Regions from separate parts of the Mus musculus genome. Here region 2 is linked to region 1. A link is a loop called in an ENCODE intact Hi-C map of the cell type or tissue named here. Cell type or tissue: left cerebral cortex. All regions are shown on one strand. Each heading gives the region's core, and the rest is flanking DNA. Links, peaks and the distances in the headings are about the cores only.

Region 1 (11,781 bases), core at 2,490-10,489:
AAATAGAATTATTGTGGGCATTAGCGTTGGCAAAGAGAAGAACAATCAGTGTAAACACAGTGGGTGAATAAATAAGTGTGCAGGGATGATGGGTGCTGGCCAGAGTGGATTTGGAGTTTTGTGGGGAAGTCCAGGACCAAAATCATAAGTTGAATAATCTGAGAGTGGGAGAGGAAAAGTCAGGGGAGGCATTAAATGACTTGGGATAGAGGCAAAGGAAAAAATTGATGCATATTTTAAAATATTCATAGGTTATAGGTTTTAAATTTGGTTACAGCAATAGTTCCCAATCTTCCTAATACCGTGACCCTTTAACACAGTTCCTAATGTTGTGGCGACCCCTGCAGAAAATTATTTTTGTTGCTACTTCATAACTGTACTTTTATTAGTTATGAATCATAATGTAAAGAACAGATAATGCAGGATAAATTATATGTGCACCTTATGAAAGGGTTGTTTGACCCTAAAGGAGTTGAGATCTACAGTTGAGAACTTCTGGGTTACAGGAGCTGAAGGAAAATGATTGTGGCTTTGGTATCCTTGTAGGAGAAAATAGGAAGGTGGTGTGATAAAGGGGAGCAGAAACTGAATGACACAGTGATGAGGGTCTCCTCTCTCTATTGCCAAAGAGACATGGATGAGAACCACTACAGAGAAGAAAATGCTCACATCTGGGTAGACAGCAAGCTGAAGGAATGGGCAGGAGTACTGAACCCCGTGCTCTACGGAGCCTGGGAGATCTCATTGCCAGTGACAGCACAGAGGTGGTGAACTGGAACTAGACAGAATACTTGGTCTTTCCCATGTGGAGTTGACATGGCAATGAAACTAGGCAACGGCAGTACGGTAATTTTGCAAAGACACATTCTGATGAGCATATTCAAATGCAAAATATCCCTGCCACAAATGAATCTCCATAGTATAGCCTACAATACATGCCATTAAATACCCAATAATAACAGTACCTTTCAGTAGAATGTCGGACAAGAAAATGAAGACTGTTTCTCTGACTGAAAGTTGTCACCAAACTTGTCACTGTTCTTGTTCTTCCTACTTCAGATTGGTCCATGCTCTATACATACTGGAATTAAATCCTTTACTGGGTGGCAAACGTTTTTCTTCCTATTGGTGGTGGTGTCTAGGTAAGACAAATCATCCTAATGATGTTCTAAATAAATGTAATTCAATGTCTTTCTAAAATGTGAAGACTAATGCTATAGAAATGAAATCTATAAAAGTCCAAGGGGCAGATAGAATCAAGGAGGCAGATTTTGATTCAATACAAAAAAAGCACTTTCTAAAAATGTGAATTACCCATAAATGGAAAAAGCTAAGCATATTCCCTCTTCTGGAAGTCTTGTAGCAGTAGCTCAACGCTGTAGAGATGCTATATATAGAATTCTTACTTGGGGCTTAGGACTGAGGGACCTCCATAGTAATTTTTCTATTATCTTCCTCTCGTGTATCATGGGTAAGGAGAAACGGTCGTATGAATACCAATCGTGTTCTCATACTCATGCAAGCTGGGGTTTGGGGCCTTTAATTAGATATTGAGGGTGTAGCAATGCACAGCCTGAAGCTATCTACATGACTTTGCAGATAGTAGGAGATACAGGAACAGGCAGATAAACAGTGGCCAAAAAGTAAATATTTGGCACTCAGGGAGCATTTAGCTCAACTGTGGTGCTTAGGAATACTTTAGGGAATAGATGACATATAACCTGAAACATCATTCACTAAACTGAACTTGACTGATGAAGACAGAGAGACTTCAGCCACTGTAACCCATTTACATATTCAGTCTTTATGATCTGAACACAAGAACACTGACAGGTTATGAAGCTTAGGAGGAGGGCTCTCAATGAGACAAAATGAACTACATCCTCAAAAGTGCAAAGACAATCTTTATGCCAAGATAATATTGTGATGTATTCATGACTTGCTCATATATATATATATATATACATATATATATATATACATATGTATTTATATGTGTATGTATATGTATAACTTGGACACTGAATATTCCTTATCCAAGGAGACTAGATCAAATTAGATTGTTCCACTGACCTGAGCAGAGGCAAGGCAAAGCAGAGGGAGAGAGGGAGGTGATTATAGCAAAGCTAGAGAATAATAGCTTCAAATTATTGGCTTTTTTACTATAAATGTCAAGTAATATAAAGATTGAATCAAGTATTTGCAGGTAAATTTTCCCCTCCCAGAAGGAGATAACTTGAAGGGTTTTTTGTTTCTTTAATTGTTTGTTTGTTTTTGTTGTCATTTGTTTGTGGGTTTTTTTTTCTTTTGGAGGTAAGGAAAATATGTGTTGGGGTTGTTATTAGAAATAAAACTATAAAGACTACTGAAAATCAGTCAAGTGTGCCTGTTCCAGAACCTACTTTGTCTTACCGTTCTCTCAGTAATTGTTTCTAATGGTTCCCTCTCATTGTAGTTCTCTGAGTCGATGAGAAAGCAATGGAACCCCAGAAAGGGCCAGGGTTTTGAAAGTAAATTAAAATCATCCTGTTATGTAATTTTTAGCTATGGATATAGATGTAGGAATATTTTCTTAAAAATGCAATCAATAATCTGAAGCCAGGAATGAACTAAATGATGAGGATTCATTGAGATCAACTTGCAACACTACAAGAGTGCACAGTGGGGCTGGAGAGATGCTCTCACCATTAAAGGCTAGGCTCACAACTGAAACTGTAAGAATGCAAAGCTTGTAACACTTTGGAAAATTTTAGAATGCCGTTAATCAAGAGGAAAGACTAAAGAATGTAAATCTTGTAAGATTTTTCCTTGCAAACTTGATATTACCCCAAAGAATATTTGTTAAGAAGAAACCCAAAGTCCCCAAGTTTACACTAAGTGTCACTGAGAAAAAATATTTTCTTTTTTTAAAAAAAGTTGAAGAGTGTCAACCTTTACTTTAAGGGTCTTATATAAGTCAATTTTTTTTTAAAAATAAACTATTTTGGTATGTATATGAACAAAGGCCCAGAAAATTTAAAGTTATTAAAGTTGCTATATTTTCTAATAAAGACAAAACAAAACCACAAAACTAAAATGTTCTGAGGACTGTCGTCTGTTTCTCCCTTCAGTCACCATTACTACTGTCACCATTACTATTGTCTATCTCATTGTTCAGGTCAAAATCGCAGGAGTCAAAACTGGCTATGGGAGAGCACACTACTAATTTCATTACACGAGAGAACCTTTACAAGTTCAAGACCAGCCTGGGCTGCATAGTCAATTTAAGATCAGCTTAGCCCAGGGCTACACAGCAAAATAAAATGAAACAAAATAAAATAGGACTCCACAGTCAACCTGTCAACACATCCCATATAATTTATCAACTTCTTCCAAATCTACTTGAAGTAAGTGCTTCTCACAGCTTCCACCACTAACACGCTGACTTAAAACACCTAAATCATTTCTCTTTAGAGTCCAAGATGGCAGTAGTGTTCACAGTGCATCAGCTGTGAAAACCAAAATCTCCACACTCCTTGCCAAATACCCTCTGGGAAGTCAGAAGACATCAAGTCACCTCATGATTATTGTCCACTATTAGCCTTCCTAATTGCTCCATTTTACCCTTCTATAATCCACATCCCATACAGTAGTCAGAATAATCTTATTAAGGTGTGCAAGAACGCTGAAAGACCATACATAGCCAAGTACAGTGATTAGATTTGTCTCTTGGGAGAAAGAACTTATATTGAAACAAGATGCATAGATTTGAGGTCAAGGATAACAGAAACTGGGAGAAATGAGAAAGCATACAGCTTTAGGGGTCAAGAGAATGTTACTCTGATCCTGGCTCTGTCATTTAAAAGTCCTGAGGCCTTAACCAAGTTTTTGCTTTCTTGGCCTTCAGTTTCTATATCTATGATAACCATAATTACTCTTACCCTCAGGATGGCTGGAGGATTAAATAAGACAACGTGTTATAACATTGCGTTGTACCTGACACACTGTAAGCAGTAAGTGACCGGCAGCTAATGAAGCATCTAAGCTAGTAAGAGTAGAGTTTTGGAAAGAGGGTAAATTGCAGAGATCTTAAGATAAGCAAGCTTAAAAAACTGACAATTTCAGGTTTGGGGGTTAGGGAAACAAAGCCCCACTTGCAGCATCTTGGCACTGCAGCTTTGTAGGTAAAACGACGTGAACACCATGAACTTTGTGAAGAGGGGGAAAGTCTCTCCTGCAGAAGGAAGTTTCTTCGGCTTCCATCCTTCATGGTTCCTCTTCCCCACCATCCTGTCTTCCTTCCATCTCACAGTCTGTATATAACTTTGCCTCCTCAAATCGTACATACATCAAACACAAAGCTGTGTTTAGAAAGAAAAACTACAACTCTAATTTCTCTAAACTAAATCGAGGGTTTCAATAATTGTCAATTTAGGGGAAAGAAGATGAAAACTACCGAAGGTAACAGTACCTATGACATAAACCATCCATGTTGGGCTTAGCGAGATGTCTCAGCAGGTGAAAGCGCTTGCCACAGCCTGATAACCTGATTTAGATCTCCAGCACCTATGCGGTTAAAGGATAGAACCCACTCTCCCAGATTGTTCCCTTACTTGGACATGTTCGACATGACATATACAAGTCCCCCAAATATTAATCATTCTAAATCTATAAATACACTTTTATGTTATTTTGAAGTTGCCACACACTTTTCCAAGTATCATTTTTATGAACTTATAATATTCTATGTAATCCAAGTAAACATTATTCTAAGGAGTCTCTAGACATCTCCAAATGAATTCGCTCCAAATGTATTTGGCAGAGAAAGGTTAAGACTTCCTTCTGGCTCATTGTGTGAGCCATGCATCTGTTTCACTCTCTTAAGTTGTTTTTTTTCTGTGTACTCCTGCCCTTACTTCTGTCTGTAAGTCCCAACTGTCACCCTGTGTTCCTCCAAAGCAAACATCCATGTGACTTCATGTGCTTCTCAATTGTTCTGACCATTCTTTGGACCCTTCACTTTTCACCCAGTCTTAAGATGTAAGAATGTCGTAAGTTCTGATCACCCACTTTCCCACCATCAGCAGACACTATTGAGCAGAGGGTACCGTGCGACCCAGCTTGCTATTGAGCACTGACAACTGGCAGCAGTTTGTCATTTGAGGGCGATAGTCAAAAGAGAAGAAACTTACCTGGAAGTTGCCAAACAGCATGCGAGTTGCTTTGCTCAGGCTAAAGTTTATGGCATGTGAATTCCCTGAGGCTCATCAGGCGGTTACATAGAAAAGAGAGGAAACTCCATTAAAGGACTGAGTTTGCCAAGGTTGGGCAAACACTGTTTGTAAAGCTGTGACTGCATTTTCTGACAATCTTCGAGACATTAGACACAGTGAAGTGAAGCACATCTTGTTCTCTGTCTTGATGGATTCAGCACAGTTGCTTAGAGCAGGTGGAATACTTAGGATATTTTCATTTCTTGAATCTGTCTTGAATGTGATGTTGATGATCACTGTAGGTACAAATATTAGGCAAACAATCATTTTGCTCTGAGCTGTTGATTTTTTTCATAAATGAATGCATGACACCTGCTGGTTGACTGTGGAGTTTACCTAGCTTATTGAAGTGAGGTTTATGAATTTTGCATACACTGAAATCCATCAATTGGGAATGTACGAGGCTATGTGTTTTCGATCAGTATGTGTGCTTACATAACCACCATCACAATCAGGATACAGAAACGGTCATTTCCCATGGTTTCCCTGCACACATTTGTAGTCAAGTCCATCTTCAGGACCAGGTGAGCACTGACTTGCTTTCTGTTCTAATAGTGTCATATGTTCTAAAATGTCATGTGCAGGAGTCATGGTATGTAGTTCTTTGTGCCTGCCCTCGTTTCTTTAACCTAATGCTTTGTAGATTCAGTCTTGCTGGTGCAAATATCAGTAGTTAGCTGTGTTTATCCTTTAATAAATAATAGAAATTTGGGTTATTTTCATGCTCTCTCTCTCTCTCTACACACACACATATGTTCACCTGTGTTGTGTACTTTTAAACTTGGCATGTAGTTGTACATATTTATGAAGCACAGTGTGGCATTTTGATACATTTTAACAAAATGCAATGACCAGAGATTGACAATCAGCCTATCCATTGTTTCTGTAATTAACCATCTCTTTGTATTGAAAGCATTCAGATCCTCTCTACTAGCTATTTTGAAATATTCAATTAGCTGTTTTCCACCACAGTTACCCCACTGGGCTACAGAACACTAGAAATCATTCAGTCCACCCACCAGAAACCTCAAACTAGCTATACCCTCCATTCATTCTTTCCTCCCTGAACCTTCTCCTTGGTAACCACTGTCCTATTCTATAGAAAGTTAAATTTTAGCACACATACATGCAAGTGAGAGCAAGTGACATCTGTCATTCTGTGTCTGATGTATTTACCCAACACAGTGCTCTCCAGGTCCATCCATGCTGCTGCATGTTATAGATTTTACTCTTTTTGTGACTGAATAGTAGCCCAGCATGAATAATAACACATTTTCTTTACTCATTCATCTGCTGTTGGACACTGGAGACGATTCCATAGCTTAGCTACTCTTGGCAGAAGAGTATTGCAGTAACCAAGGGAGGGAAGATGACTCTTTGTAGTGACAATTTTGGAATTCTCGTTTCTTTAAAAAACACAGAAATATTATAAGAATTTGTTTTTGGTTTAATCCTAGGGATGTGATACAGGGTAGCTTCAGACAGCTGACTATGATTTGCCTCGTGCTTTAGCAGGCGTGTGATTTGGGCAGCTGTAAACAGTTGCTGCAACGGTATGCCATTTGGATTCTGGGAACTTTTCAGAGGGCATATAAATGCTAGGACCTTGAGAGGTGAGGTTGGTAGTTGGTGGGCTATGGTGGTTGTTGGTCATTCAGGGGTGGTGGTGGTTGAGGGTTATTAGTAGTTGTGATCAAAAAAAGAAAGAAGAAATTAGGTTCAGGGATCTTTTCCTCTCTCCTCTTTATTCTTTTTTTTCCCTCTCCTGTCTAGTGTTAGGGAGTTGAAGGGGTGGATAAAGGGTGGCGAAGGGTAGAAGAAAAAGGAGCCTACAAAGTAGCACAGACCAGCTACACCTCTTCAATACACTGATTTCATTCCTTTAGTTACCCATGCAATGACAGGAGAAGAATGCCTGGTGGCAGCTCTATTTCTAGCTCGTTTGAGGGAAGCTTTAATATATTTCACAATGGCCATATTAATTAGATTACCACTAAAGTACTAAGATTAAAGTATTCTTGCCTCCTCCTTATTAACATTTATTTTGTTTGGGTGTGTGTGTGTGTGTGTGTGTGTGTGTGTGTGTGTTTGCTATTACAAGTCACTCACTATTTTAACAGGAGTGAGAGGATATCTCACTGTAGCTTTGATCTCTTAGTGGTGCTTAGAGTTTTTTCATACACTTACTCTTCACTAGCTATCTTCTTATGCCGATCAGATAGTTTGCCTGTCTAAACAAAATGGTAAAAGGGATCTCTTTCTTTGTTGTGCAAATATACTTTAGTTCTAAAAAAAAACCCCACCTGACAGTTTTTGCATTTGCTGTCTGTAACTTTTTAAATGTACACTTTGAAATATATGTATATTTTATATTTGTATTAATATATGTGGTCCCTTCAGTCTCTTAGTCTATAAGTATCTGATTTATCTTTTTATTTTTTTAAAGTCGGGTCTCACCATGTGTCCTAGCTGGTCTGAAACCTAATATATAGATTAGGCTGACTTACAAAGTCATCAAAGGCATCATGCCATCACGTCCAACTAAGACATAATGTCTTGCTTTTGCTATTCAAAAATTTTTTAGCCTAAATTTCATCTACTTATTGTGATTTTTGTTCATTTGCTTCTTTGAATTTGGGACTTGTTTTTTCTCATTGCTTTAGTTACACTGCTAGGTTGCTCATTTGAAACCTCTTTACTTTCTATTCAGGGGGATCTTGAATTTCTGACCCTCTTTTCCTTTACCCTCCACTGCACTGTTCCAGCCTGCCCAGTTTATGTGGTGCTGAAGATTGAACCCAGGGCCTTGTGTGTGCTAAGCCTCCCTCTTACTACATGTGATAGCTTCGGGCATGTGTTTCTATTTTTCCTTGACTAAAGAATATTGTTACCCTTCTCATCAATTTCTTCTTAAAACGTTTTATATTTCTTGAGATTGTAATAGAATGACATACTTTCCCCCTTCCACTTCCTCCTTCCAAAGTGTTGGTTGGAACCTTTGTGTTCCTTTAGGGTATGGTGCTTCCTTGCTTTCCATGCTCCTTCTGTCTCCAGCATTGATATGTGTACATCTGGTACAACTGGTGCATGTTTCCAATCTTATGGACTTTTGTTGCTATTGGTTTCCTTAGAGAAAGAGCCATCTCTGTGGATGCTTGTGAGAGTATCAGCTCTGGTGTGTTAGCTATAATTCTAGATAGAATGAGAGACTACATAATTTTTTCAGTTACAATGCTCATGACTGATGGCATCAATGACCTAGACTGGGTGGGTGAGTGGATAAAGGGGTCACCTAGATGGGGCTGTGTATGTGAGTCAGGGGACAATTGATTGCAGGCTCATGGGGGGGGGGAGTGTAACACTTTGTGGCTGGCAGGCCAGCTGTGGGACACTATGGTCACTGTCATGAGCAGGGAGTGTGCTTGGGGATGAACGGGAGGTCTGCTGCCTCGGTGGCTATGGAGCCACTATGTGTCAGCTTCCCCTTTGTGCAAATCTGCATTGGACAAAGGCCACAAATTGCCAAACTGTCCTCTGGCCTGCGGAGCTTCTGCTGAGCATCCTGCTGTCTAATAAGGACCAAAAGGGTCTCAGCTCTGAACAGTGAGGATGATGATACTTCAGTGATGAGTGTCAGGAATGGAAGCACGGTGTGACTGCCAGACCCCAGGAAGAAAGGCTGGGGCAGCGGGTCCAGCGTTGAGATGGCGGCATGCCGTAGATACTTCTGGCACAGAGGGTAGAGATGCACAGTGTAGGTTCCCACTCTGTAAAACACGTGAATTTTGAGCAATTCTCCACACTGTGATGGCCACAGGGCTCTTCTGTAAAGATGTGAAATGACCAAAGGACCACTGGAGTCTTAGAGTGGTCTTTCCATGGGTCTGAGTGAATCTGGCGGGGACAGAGGCAAGATGCTTCTGGTCTCGTCCTGTTCTGCACGCTCACAGCATGTCTGTGCTTCCTCGGCCACTCCAGCTGGGAGTGAGTCGGTTGTTGATGCAGATCCTTTCCATGGGGACAATGAGCCACAAGTGACTTTACACCTGCTTTCAGCTCTTAGTGATTATCAACATGGTTTTGATAAACATTTGGGTCTTTGTGTGCATACGCATCTCCATATCTGCTTGGTAAATATTTAGGCCTTGGGTACTATTATAAGATGAATGCATGTTTGACTTGCATTCATCTTATAACATCTTAAACAATGTCTTCTGCTTTGCAAAAGTAATTTTATACACATTTCTTATGGTAAATGCATGTTTAAAGTTTTCTGGTCCTCTCTATTTACATTGTTATATTTGAGACAAAGGTCTCACTATGTGATTCTGTCCTGGAACTCACTTGTACCCTCAACTGTCCACGTGACAACCCTCCTGTCTTTACCCCTTAAGTGCAGAAATTACAGATGTGCAACTCCACACCTAGATTCATGTTGATTCACTTTATAAAAACACTGAGTTTTGCTTTATAAAAGTAATTTCCCCCTCCATACACCTAATGTTATCCCTATATCAGTGTACTTCCCTATTTCATATCATTATTGTGGAATTCTTTGGATGAATATCTCTTTAATTTCACCTAACACTAAAAAGTAAGAAGAGATTTTCTTAAGAGTGTCCTGAATTAACACTTAAAAAACAAGCTGTTACATCAAAGGAAGAGTACAGCCATGAAGCCAGTGGTGTGACTTGCTGCACAAATTTTATCACACACAATTACTTCTATGCACATCAGTCACTGTTCCCTCCCGGTGCGGATGGTCCTAGCATCTGTAGTACCAGCTTGTAGCATTAGGGGTAAGTGTAGCCTGAGGGTCAGCACATAAGAGGTGATACTCCTGCTGTTGAAATTTAGAGCTTTTTTCTGAGTTGGGACTAGAGTTCATGAGGTCTCACCTCCAGCTGAGGGGTTATTGGTAATTAATGTCTGCCAGGGGAAGGGGAGCCATTTTCTTCAGTGGTATAGCTGCTGATCATACACATACAAGCGATTCTAATTAAATTCAGTGGATCGTCTTTTAAAAAGGCCAAGAAGAAAGAGGGGGGAAGAAAGGGTTCCAAAGATATCGAGAAAGGGGAGAAGAGAGAGGAATGTGAAGGGGTGACTATTATCAAATACACCGCATACATTTATGAAATTGTCAGTTAATACGTGTTTATTTTGAATAATAAAACTTTGGCTAATGGGACCTAATGAAACTCCAAAGTTTCTGCAAGGCAAAAGACACCGTCAATAAGACAAAAAGACCACCAACAGATTGGGAAAGGATCTTTACCTATCCTAAATCAGATAGGGGACTAATATCCAACATATATAAATAACTCAAGAAGGTGGACTTCAGAAAATCAAATAACCCCATTAAAAAATGGGGCTCAGAACTGAACAAAGAATTCTCACCTGAGGAATACCGAATGGCAGAGAAGCACTTGAAAAAATGTTCAACATCCTTAATCATCAGGGAAATGCAAATCAAAACAACCCTGAGATTCCACCTCACACCAGTCAGAATGGCTAAGATCAAAAATTCAGGTGACAGCAGATGCTGGCGAGGATGTGGAGAAAGAGGAACACTCCTCCATTGTTGGTGGGAGTGCAGGCTTGTACAACCACTCTGGAAATCAGTCTGGCGGTTCCTCAGAAAACTGGACATAGTACTACCGGAGGATCCAGCAATACCTCTCCTGGGCATATATCCAGAAGATGCCCCAACAGGTAAGAAGGACACATGCTCCACTATGTTCATAGCAGCCTTATTTATAATAGCCAGAAGCTGGAAAGAACCTAGATGCCCCTCAACAGAGGAATGGATACAGAAAATGTGGTACATCTACACAATGGAGTACTACTCAGCTATTAAAAAGAATGAATTTATGAAATTCCTAGCCAAATGGATGGACCTGGAGGGCATCATCCTGAGTGAGGTAACACATTCACAAAGAAACTCACACAATATGTATTCACTGATAAGTGGATATTAGCCCCAAACCTAGGATACCCAAGATATAAGATATAATTTGCTAAACACATGAAACTCAAGGAGAATGAAGACTGAAGTGTGGACACTATGCCCCTCCTTAGATTTGGAAACAAAACACCCATGGAAGGAGTTACAGAGACGGAGTTTGGAGCTGAGATGAAAGGATGGACCATGTAGAGACTGCCATAGCCAGGGATCCACCCCATAATCAGCATCCAAACGCTGACACCATTGCATACACTAGCAAGATTTTATTGAAAGGACGCAGATGTAGCTGTCTCTTGTGAGACTATGCCGGGGCCCAGCAAACACAGAAGTGGATGCTCACAGTCAGCTAATGGATAGATCATAGGGCTCCCAATGGAGGAGCTAGAGAAAGTAGCCAAGGAGCTAAAGGGATCTGCAACCCTATAGGTGGAACAACATTATGAGCTAACCAGTACCCCGGAGCTCTTGACTCTAGCTGCATATATATCAAAAGATGGCCTAGTCGGCCATCACTGGAAAGAGAGGCCCATTGGACTTGCAAACTTTATATGCCCCAGTACA
Region 2 (11,781 bases), core at 2,012-10,011, 430 kb before region 1:
AGTAACTGTTCACAGTACTTTGAACAGCAGTCAAGTTTCTTGGCCACTATTGAATTCTCTGTGTCCTGTAACCAAGGCATGCAGTGGCTTCAGCAAAAAGGTCTCAGTTATTGTGGGCTGTCAAGAGGAATGATAATAGCGGGTACTGTTTTAGATGCTTCAGGACTCTCCCTGACCAGTAACTGACTGGAAGGAAGGGAGTAACAACCTTGACATGAAGTAAAGGTGGAATAATGAAGAGGAGAAAAGAAAACGCATCAATATCTACACAACAAACAAGGAAGAGCCTTTACGTACTTGTTATAACCCTGTGTTGTTATGTCTGCTACACCGTCAATGGAGTCTCAGCTAGACATTCTTAGTGGGACTAATGGAAATGCTTCACTCCCAAAGAGTCTAAACATTAGTAACCATTTTCTATTTATTCTTCGTTTGCCTTAATGTTTAGTGCAGATTCTGATAGGACCCAAAAGCCTCTCCCAGAGTGTCCTGGGTTGCAGACGTTGGCCTCCCTGCCTCCACTGGCACAGCAACCACTCAATTTACCCTTAGTAACATGGAGCAATTTACCAGCAAAAAATGATGAGCCCTTCTTTGTTTGCTGGGTTAATAGAACAAAGAGCTCAGTGTGGCCTGTGGGAATTTCATCTTCTGATTCAGTGGAGCCATTGTTGTGACCTCTGGTGGAAGAATTCAAGTAAAGGACAGTGATTGGAGTCACAGGATGAGAAACACAAGTTTGTGGGCCGGAATTAACTGTAATGGTGGGGAAGTCTGTTCCCATTTTGGCCCCCTTTGTCAGTGTAGTACATTCTGGCTGTAGAAGAAAGAGTACTCCATGTTTCTTGCTGATCCCCCAAATAGCACACATCCTAAAGGATGGGCTGTAGCCTTTCAGTCTTGTCTTCAACTAGCATTACAACTGTGAGCCTTCAGTGAGCTGTTTTATAGCCCAGTCTCCTCTGAAAGATCCTACGATACGTGACAAGACCAAGGAGCTATGGCCACGGTATAATTGTGCAGCTGAAAAAAAAAATGGGTTTCTCCTCAGCAGCAGTATTGGGTAGGACATTTATTAACTCCACAACACTCTCAATTATTTCTTGCTGAAGAACAAATCCCTCTGCCTCAAATTTGGGAGTTTGAGACAACAAATATTTATTACGTCACAATCTATTACTTCACAACTAGGAATCCAAGAACAAGATAGCTGGGTATTTTTGGCTAAAGGAATCTCATAAGATTGCAATCAAGATCTGGCAAAGCTGCGGTCATCTCCAGATGTGCACGGGGTTGAAGAGTCACGGCTAATCTGACTCACTGGTTCTCATCAGGCTTGGTTTTCTCGCACACTGATGAGCTAGCTGTGACAGTGCCTTGCCATGTCACCTAGACATCACCATGGCTTTTCACAGCATGGCATCTCTTCTGTAGTTACCTTCATGCTTTCTCAGTGGCCACCGTGGAGGTGATGAGGGTTATATATGGATGGGCTCAACGGCACGGACCAAGACTGGCCCCTGCAGTCCTGGCCCAGAGGCCCCTAGGCACCCTCATAACAGTGGGAAAAAATGGCAACTTCAGTTCCCTGAAAACTCAAGCTTGCCTTCCCGGACTATGTCTGTTCTTTTTATTTATTCGCTTTACATCCCACTTACTGCTCTCCTCTGGTCACCCTCTCTCAAATCCTTCCCCCCACCCCTCCCTTTCTCTGAGCGGGTGGGGGCCCCCTGGGTATCCTTCCACCCTGGCACATCAAGTCTCTGCCAGCCTAGGTGCCTCCTCCCACACTGAGGCCAGATAAGGCAACCCAGCTAGAAGAACGTATCCCACACACAGGCGACAGCTTTTGAGATAGCCCCTGCTCCAGTTATTTGGGACCCACGTGAAGACCAAGCTACATATGTGCAGGAAGGCCTAGGCTGTGTCTGTTCTAATGGGTGTTTGACACAGCATTCTTCTGATCAAGAATCTAATTTCTAAATCATGCCTATGTTAGGGAAAGGCATTCTTCTTGTCTTGAGAGAGTGTCTTCTATGTAGGCTGGCAGTAAATTCACAGTCCTCCTGCCTCAGCTTTCTGAGGGCTGAGATTATAGGCGTGTACTATTGTGGCTGGCTAAAATAGCTTTAAAAAAAAGTTAGATGTGGTTGCATCCATGTATAAACAGCTGTACTTCTGTAATTCTTGAACTTTGGAAGTGTAAATTCAAAGCAAGTTTGGGCTGTGAGATCCCGTTTCAACGAACAAACCAACACACAGACAAAATGCTAAATATGAGGGTAAGATATCAAAACATTTGTCTAATTAGGATAGTTATATAGTTAATTTTTCTGTTTTTCAAGTTACTATGAGTCTAGGGAAAGATATCAAAATAAGCTGTGAAGAAGAGGAATAAAGAAAGAGGATAAAGGAAGATATTTTATTTTTATTATTTTGTTCTTGGGACAGGGACTCATATAGCTCAGCCTGGCCTTGAGCTTGCTATGTAGCTGAGGCTGTCCTTGGTCTCTCAGTCTTCCTGCTTCTCCTTCTCCACTGCTGAATTATAGGCACATACCACCAAGCCCAGCTTGAAGAGAGGTTTTAACCTGCAGTGCTCACAGGGTTGATTCCCTGAGCAGGCAAAGAATATTGGAGCCTCTGACTACTTAACCCTGGTTTCCGTGCTGTTCCATTCTAGTACTCAGACTGAGACTTCTTCAGCCTCTCTGATGCCATCTCTCTGTGCTCTCAGTGAGTCTCAAACTTCAGTGCAATACACGTCTTTATAGATATAAAAGTCCAGTCCACTCCTCTCCCAGGACATTCTGAGTGGGGGAATCTGGGTGTGACTTGGGCATCTATAGTTTTTATTACAGTAATTTCTCACCAGTGCCTGTGTGTGTGTGTGTCTGTGTGTCTGTGTGTGTGTGTGATGCCATGTATATAAAAGGCAGACGGACTTTCAAGAGTTGGTTCTTTTCTTCCACTACGTCGATCTCACAGACTCAACTCAGGTTTTCAGGCTTGGTCCCAAGTGCCTTTACCCATCTCACCACTCCCAATCTGTTTATATTTCCACAGGACTCCCATGTGATTCTGCCTTAAGAGTTCCCTTAAAGATCACACCTTAAAGGAGCAGTAGCCTAGATTTACAGGTTGCTCCAAGGCTGGAAGACCTGACGGCGAATTCAAGTTAACATGTGGAAGAAACAGGTGCAAGTTGTTATTGTTTGTTGACTGAATCAGATTTCAGGAACACAAGGAGAAAGACAACCCCAAAATCTTTTCCTCCCCTTTGCTTAGCATTGATTCAAAAAGTAGCACGTCCCCATACTCAAGTTACCAGCTCGAGTCTGCAGAGCAGTTGTCTATGGGCATGAGAAAGGCCCCCAGCACAATGCACACTGGTATCAGGTGGCTGGCTCTTCCACAGCCATATCACAGCTGCCTCCAGAGCCAGCAGAGACAGACAGATCTGATGCTCAATGCCAGACTCGCAGCTTCTCGGGTCTCTTCTTAAGGTTAATAACCTAACCAAGGAGTTTTCACCGGGATAATATAAAAATGTACTTCATCTGGGACAGACTCGGGCACTGAACTCAGGTCACCAGGCATCGCAGCAAGCACTTCTACCTACTAGTCAACTCTCTGGCCCTGGAATAATAATTTTATTTTAGCTGCTATAGAAATCTGATTTGCTTTGAAATACTTAGTCATTGTAGATCTCAGTTCGTGCACAAACTCAATAGCTGCCCATGCACTCAGAGGACTGACTGTCACAGTAAAAGAGTGTCCAGTGATGAGAAACTGGACTGGTGTCACACTGACATGGCTCCAAATCAGGGTGTGTCAACAGTGAGGGACGTGACCTTCTTGAAGAGACTTTGAGCTGAAATAGGACATGGCGTCTCACTTCCCTCCTGAAGCATCTCAGGTTTCCCCATTCTCTGTCAATGGCAGAAAAAAAAAAAGAGTTTCTATCAAAGTCTAGGAGCCTTTTTGTCCTTTCTCTTACTTTTCTGGAAGTCTCCCACCCCAGCTTCGAGGTGTATTGTTCAGGTTGATGTAGACAACTGACCTTTCTTGCATAGCTCTGAGAGTCAAACACTCGAGGTTTTTTTTTTTTTTCCCTCAAGTAGACCAGACTATTTGAGAGGTTTTACATAATTATTCAGACTGCAAGTCATACATGCTTGCCAAAGAGGACTTGGAGGTTTAAAGGGCTAACCAAGATAGTCCTCCTGCCATTCCATTGAACTCTTCTGGCACCATAAGGAGCTCACTCTGGGAATTATAGACTTTTTTGAATGATCCTTTCCTCCCCGCTGCATTCTAGGGAATTCTCTATCCCCTAGAGGACTGTCCACAGACAGCATCAAGGAGGAGGAGGAGAACGGATAAGTTAGGGAAACAATGACACAAAACATCACCACGGACCAGACCCACAGCGTCTGGGGCAGTGGCTCTGGGAGGAAAAGTCTCCACAAGCCTGAGGATGGGAGTTCGGAGCCACCACAGTCAATGAGTACCAGATGTGATGACAACAGTGCCTGGAACCCCAGTCCTGGGTGGAGAGAGGAGACAGCCAGATCCTGGGGGGCTGACCTGGTGGGCTTCAGCTCAGTCAAGGATCCTGTCTCAAAAACTAAGATAGTGAATGATGTGTGTGTGTGTGTGTTATACACACACGCGCGCACACACACACACATACACACACCATACACACATACACACACAATACACCACATACCATACACACACACACACACACACACACACACACACACACACACAGCCAATGAAAAAGCCAAGAATGAAGCACAAAAGAAGATGGAAGGGTTCTTAAGCCACACAGTAGGATGACATTTATCAAAAGGCAGAGGTTGAAGAGAGATGACAGGCCCACCAAGGAAAAACAGAAGCAGATCCACAATGCTATGGACATGGAGACCCTGAATGGCTGCAGTCCATCTCATGCAGGTAGCATCTCATGGTGCTCTTTTCTGTCTTGCTGAACTCTTCCCGACAGACTGGTCCAGACTCACCTTCCCTCAGAGGCCTGAGGACTCAATACTGTGCCATTCACGATCCACATGTACATTCTGACTGTTGATAGAGCTTTGGCCAGTTTTCCTCATTTGCCTGGTATGACTCTGTAATATATGTGTTAGTCACAAAGATCCTGGATACTTTACTTCTTCCCCTCCCCTCCCCTCCCCTCCCCTCCATCTCCTTCCCCTCCTCTCCCCTTCCCTTTATCTCCCTTCCCCTTCTCTCCCCCTACCTTCCTGTCTCCTTCTGCCCCTCTCCTCTTCCCCTCTCTTTCCTTTCCTTCCCCTGCATCTCCCTTTCCTCTTTCCCAGATTCCTCTCTCCCTCTCCCTCTCCCTCTCCCTCTCCTCTCCCCTTCCCTCCCCTCCCCTCCCCTCCTCTCCTCTCCTCTCCTCTCCTCTCCCCTCCCCTCCTCCCCTCCTCCCCTCCCCTCTTCCCCTCCCCTCTCTCCTCTCTCCTCTCTCCTCTCTCCTCTCTCCTCTCTCCTCTCTCCTCTCTCCTCTCTCTTCTCTCCTCTCTCCTCTCTCCTCCTCTCTCCTCTCCTTTCTTTGAGGCCAGGCTGTGCCTCGTGTTGTCCTGTCCATCTTAGGAAGAGTCCTACTTATCTCTTTGTACCACCATGTTCTTCTGCGCTGTGCAGTTGCTTCTGTCATTTTCTTAGCATTTCCCCTCTTTTCTCTTGCAAGTATTATTTAGTTAATTGCACCCTCATCCTCCATTCCCTCCTCATTATCAGAGCTTTTGAACTGACTGGATACCTCTACTTAGCATCTCTCTTGATTCAAATACATCTCTGACCTTTTCAACGTGGCGACCACCTTGAGAAATGTCTTATTGCCCTGCATTGAAAGAATTGATATCAAACAGCATGGTGTGCCTGGCGTGGGTTTTTTTTTTTTTTTTTTTTAAAGCTCACTTTTCTAAGTCTATGATTATTTTTTAAAAAGCTTGAGTATATTCAGGATGATTAACATGCCCTTTTGAATAGCCACGCACTGTCACAATCTCATATTCAGCTGCACATCTAATTGCACAGGTACCAAAGGAAACAGGGCTGGGATCGTCGTGTAAGCGATGTAGCTGAAGGGAGCGGAGGCCGGATGACATCATGGTGCATTGTGCAGACGAATCAATGCTCTTCAGTGAGTCACACAGACAAACTCGGGGGGAAGTGAGTCATGACTGTCCAGGTAGTGAAAACCGTCACACACAGACCAGAGCAATCAGTACTTTGTCTCATTCGAATCAAGCCGAATTTGTCCCCTAAAATTAATGTAATTGACTTTAATCTTATTTATTTTCTGGATAGTTAGAATTAACTTATGAGATTTTAAAATGCTTTCTTTAGTTAAGAACTACTCATGCACCATGGAGAGAGCTCAGTGGCCCTTGTCACTGAAGTCTGGTCGTCTGAGTACAGTCCCTGAGACTCATGTTAAGGTGGAAAGACAGAGGCAACTCTACAAAGTTGTCCTCTGACCTCCACATCCACACTGTGCAACCTGCACCTGCACATAACACACACACACACACACACACACACACACACACACACACACACACACACACACACACACACACACACACACCCCGTGGTCAGTAGGAGAACAATGAGAAGATTTATAGGCTGTGATGGTCTGTATTGGTTTCGTCAACTTGACTCACCTGGGAAGAGAGACCCTCAGCTGAAAAGTGGCCTCCATCGCATTAGCCATGAGCACATCTGGGAGGCTTTTTCCTGACTGCTGATTGATGGAGGAGGGCCCAGCCCATGGTGGGTAGGTAGTACCATCCCTAGGCAGATGGGTCTGGGCTGTGTAAGAAAGCCTAATTCGAGGTAAGGCACAAGCTAGTAAACAGCTTTCCTTTTAAGCTTGGATCTTTGCTTCCCTTGATGATGACTGTAAAATGAAATAGACCTGGGGCTGGCGAGATGGCTCAGCTGGTAAGAGCATTGACTGCTCTTCTGAACGGTCCTGAGTTCAAATCCCAGCAGCCACATAACGACTCACAACCACCCGTAATGAGATCTGATGCCCTCTTCTGGTTTGTTTGAAGTCAGCTACAGTGTACTTATATATAATAATAAATAAATCTTAAAAAAAAAAAAAAGATGAAATAGACCCTTTCCTTTCCAAATTGCTTTTGACCCTGGTGTTTATCATAGCAAGAGAAAAGCAAATTAGAATATATGAATAAGGGGTTCTATAATTATTTTTCTGTATATATTGACACAATATTGCAATAAAATAAATTATGTTTCTTCTTCCAACCAAAACGGAGGAAGAGGGATGGGGGTTGGGGGGCAGCTGAGAGAGGGTTAGTTAGTAAAGTACTTGCTGTTCAAGTGGGGGCCTGAGTGTAAGTCCCCACAGCACATGTAATAGGGATGGCAGTATGCATCGTAATCTGTGTTCCTACAGCAGATGGGAGGTGGAGACAAGGGAATTATCAAACGACAAAGCGGTCTGTCCCTACTAATTGGAATGTAGAGGCTAGCTCAAAGCTCCTCTCTCCTTCTCAAGGGTACTCACATACAACTGGGGAGAGCATGTGCACATGCACAACACACACATACACACACACACACACACACACACACACATACACACACATACACACACACACATACACACATACACACACATACACACACACACATACACACACACATACACACACATGCACATACATACATACATACACACACACACACACATGCGCGCGCGCGCGTGCGCCACATGCACAGATGGGTGGGGAGGACAGACTAGAGCTACCTTCCTTCCTGTGACAGCTTAAAGGGTGAGCCAAATATAGTATGGCAATTTCTAAGATAGTAACTATCAAGCAATGAGAGGCAGCGTTCCCTGAGATACGGAAACAAGCACAGGCTGTTCCTTGCAGCCAGGGTAAAGTTCTCAGGCCACAGCACAGAGAGGAGAAGCCAAGGTGGGCCCTGCAGTGATCCCCGAGCTGTGGATATATATGTATGCCTATGCCTATGCCTATGCCTATGCCTATGCCTATGCCTGTACCTATGCCTATGCCTATGCCTATGCCTATGCCTGTACCTATGCCTATGCCTGTACCTATGCCTATGCCTATGCCTATGCCTATGCCTATGCCTATGCCTATGCCTATGCCTATGCCTGTACCTATGCCTATGCCTATGCCTATGCCTGTGCCTGTGCCTGTGCCTGTGCCTGTGCCTATGCCTATGCCTGTACCTGTGCCTATGCCTATGCCTATGCCTATGCCTATGCCTATGCCTATGCCTATGCCTATGCCTGTACCTATACGTGTGTGTGTATCTCCACTCTTTATATATGCATAGATCCTCAATTTATATATATGTACATATAAAATGAAAATAGATTTTCCATGCGGTATATTCTGATTACAGTTTCCCTTCCCACCCCAGTTCCCACCCCATCCAGATCCACTCCCTTTTTGTCTCTCATTAGAAAACAAACAAGCTTCTATGGAATAAATAAATAAAATAAGTTATAACAAAAGCAAACAAATTTAAATGGCACAAAACAGCCAAACAAGAAAATGAGCCAAAGAGAAAGCACAAGAAATCCATACAGCCGCCAAGACGCACATCGGCACACACAGGGATCCCACAAAAATCACAAAACTAGAAGCCATAATGCATATGCAAAGGACATAGACTGTTAAAAAATGCCCGACTTAACATTATGAGACAAAGAACCTTCAAAGGTGCCACTGTCTTTGTTCTCCGTTGGCTGTCTACTCAGGGACTTGCGGCTGACCCTTAGGAGTGGTTTGCTTCCTCAGTGAGACTCACGTGGAAAAAGCATTTGCAAGTGGCCATCAATCGGAGACTGCAGAGTCTTGGTTAGGGATGCAGGTGTGTATTCTCTTCTCCTTTTAGCTCTAGGACCCCATGTGGTGCAGACCTGTGAGGCCCTGTGCACACACTGCCTGATTCCTTGCTGTTCTCCATCCCCTCAAGCTCTCACACTCTGCCTCCTCTTCCCCGAGGGAGGGATTTCTTAGAGTGATATATCCCTTTTGGGGCTGTTCAAGGTTTCTTACTCCACATATTTTCTGGCTGTGGATTTCTGTATTTGCCCCCTATCTCTTGCTGGAGGAAACTTCTTTGATGATGGCTGAGCAAGGTATGGATCTATGAGCATAGCAAAATGTTGTTAGGAGTCACTTTAGGGCTACCTTCCTTTAGCAGAACAGTAGTGCTCCATTTTTCCCTTGGGCCCTTGGGCCTATCCAGTCTTAGGTTCTTGACCACCGGATCAGCATTAGGTTTGCATTCCATCTCATGGAGTGGGTCTTCACTCAAATCAGATATTTGTTGGTTACTCCCACAAGTCTGAGCCCCTATTACACCAGTGCATCTTATAGGCTACTCACTGTTGGGAATCAGTTTGTAGCTTGGTTGGTGTTTACCTTTATCCTTTGGTGGCCTACAGAGTACCTTCCAGGGCCATGTACACTTGTCTGTAGGGGTGAACGCTCTAGGTAGGCACTGGGTCCTTTGGGGATTCCCGTGGGACCTCTTTGGCCAAGAGCTTGATTATATGTAACTCATTCCTGGTCCTGGAAGCTTTATTTGATGATGAGACATAGCCAGTTGGGCTCTGTCTCTTTGGTTATCTGGACTTTTTATTGAGAGCATCTTCATGCATGTGTTTTAGGAAGCTTCTACTGTATCAGGTTTCCATACTACCCCTCAAATGGCCCTGAGTTTTATCAGTCTTTCCTCATATTTCCTCCCTTGTCTTCCTCTCCCTCCCTATTTAACCCCCTATTCCAGCACATACAACCCTACCCATTCATAACCATCTCTTCTATTTCCCTGTCCTAGGGAGACCCATCCCTCCATCCCAGGCCCTAATGCTCTACCTAACCTCTGTAGCTGTCAAGCTGAGAATATGGATGGGATGTTGAAGAGACTTGATTGCCTCGAGCTGGCAGGACAGACTACTGGAGAGATGGGAGACAACATCTCAAGTCTGAATTCAAAGGGAGACCTGCAGAAATGTCCACTCTTGTGTACTCTGTAAAGCACTGAACTGTGTCTCAATACCTTAGGCTGGGAAAGAATCAAATGGACAGATTAGAGGAATTGCACTCACCCAGGCCTGGGAGGTGAGCCTGCCTACCACCATGCCTAACCTTTGCCAAGTTAGAAAACCCCACAAACCACCAGCAAGTGAATTAGGTGCAGAGTGCTCGCTCGGGCTAGTCATGACTCCTAACTGGGCGGTACTGAGCCACCAAGTAAAAGCTGAGACACATTGTTACAGGATGTTTGACTGTTGTACATAGAAAACCCAGTTGTTAGCAAAATATACAAACTCAGATAGATGTGGAAGCTGTCGGATGCAGTTAGGTGCATCCTGAAGAGATGCGGTTTGGGTGTGCTTCTAAAAGCTTCCATAGAAAAGAATGCTGAAGAAAATCCTGTCTATTTTAAGACAAACTGCGCCGGGCGTGGTGGCGCATGGAGGCAGAGGCAGGCGGATTTCTGAGTTCGAGGCCAGCCTGGTCTACAAAGTGAGTTCCAGGACAGCCAGGGATATTAAAAAAAAAAAAAAAAAAAAAAAAAGACAAACTCCTTTGGGGAGGTTCTTGTGGTCTTTGCTCTATGACCTGAGGCAAAGTCAACTGGACAGCCTTGAGGTTAGGGTTAGGGCTAGAATTTAGGGTTAAAGGTAGGGTTAGGGTTAGACCCTACTAATTTGGCCCCTACTAGCTTGGAGCCCACCCACCATGACAGGGCTCAGCCTGCCAAGGGTATAAGGGAGGAGCGAGAGACTTCTTTAATAGAAATTGGATCTTTCTCTCTCTCTCTCTCTCTCTCTCTCTCTCTCTCTCTCAGTGTGGAGATAAAGAGGGATTTTCTCTTTTGGCTTACAGGAACAACAGAACAGCAGCTGGCAGGACGCAGGTCAAACAATATTCTAGGAAAGAGCTAAGAAGCTCTCTCGGGTTTGGAGGAGCTCAAGGGAAAGGTAGAGGAGCACAGTAGAATGAGACAAATTGAAGGAGATTTCTAAAGAGCTAGTTGTTTAGTTGTAGAGCCAGTCTCATAAGTTGATATTTTATATATTGTTAAGAAAATAAAGTTAGCTCTCTGGGCTAGCAGGTTTTTACCTCAGTTTATGCCTCCTGTGTCTTTATTGGTATAAATATTTGTTAAATTTAAAAGTATAAATATTGTAACACTTCTAAAAAGGCAACATTATTTTTTAAGTAACATAATTATGGCCCAGAACCAATGTATTTAAAAGAATACAAAAAAATGTCCAGCCATAAAAAGGTAAAAGTCCCAACAGTGTTTGATATAAAAATAAGTGACCAGAGCCAGGGAACAGCTCAGTGGCAGAGAACAGGGTGAGCGTGTCTGAGCACCAAAGCAAGCAAACAGACAAGCAAAACGGAGCTGGAGAGGTGGCTCAGAGGTTAAGAGCACTGAGTGCTTTTCCAGAGGTCCTGAGTTCAAATCCCAGCAACCACATGGTGGCTCACAATCACCTGTAATGGGATCCAATGCTCTCTTCTGGTGTGTCTGAAGACAGCTACAGTGTACTCATATACATAAAATAAATAAATAATTATTAAAAAACAACAACAACAACAAAAAACAAGTAAAACAAGCAAGTAAGTGAACAGACAAGCATTACCAGGCAATGACGCTGGGAGCAATGACACTGGGATTAGAAAAAATTAGTATAAACTCAACTAACAACAAAGGGAT

Evidence for each region. A loop is a pair of places that touch in the nucleus more often than their neighbours do. Peaks named below come from ENCODE experiments on the same cell type or tissue, not always from the same donor. Only the 100,000 strongest peaks of a DNase experiment are listed, where the experiment ranks them.
Region 2: it touches region 1 in a loop (1.9-fold over the local background); 6 of 42 quality-filtered maps call a loop at or near these places.

The regions. Positions count from the first base shown.
Region 1 is chr3:116,034,758-116,046,538 of GRCm38, reverse strand. No RefSeq gene overlaps it. Among named protein-coding and RNA genes, the nearest start is that of Gm26344, 25 kb to the left of the region's middle. In left cerebral cortex, for the core only: a CTCF peak has its summit at 5,559; a DNase peak (open chromatin) is centred at 5,563.
Region 2 is chr3:116,469,177-116,480,957 of GRCm38, reverse strand. No RefSeq gene overlaps it. Among named protein-coding and RNA genes, the nearest start is that of Rtca, 33 kb to the left of the region's middle. In left cerebral cortex, for the core only: no CTCF peak of the experiment used is centred there; a DNase peak (open chromatin) is centred at 6,148.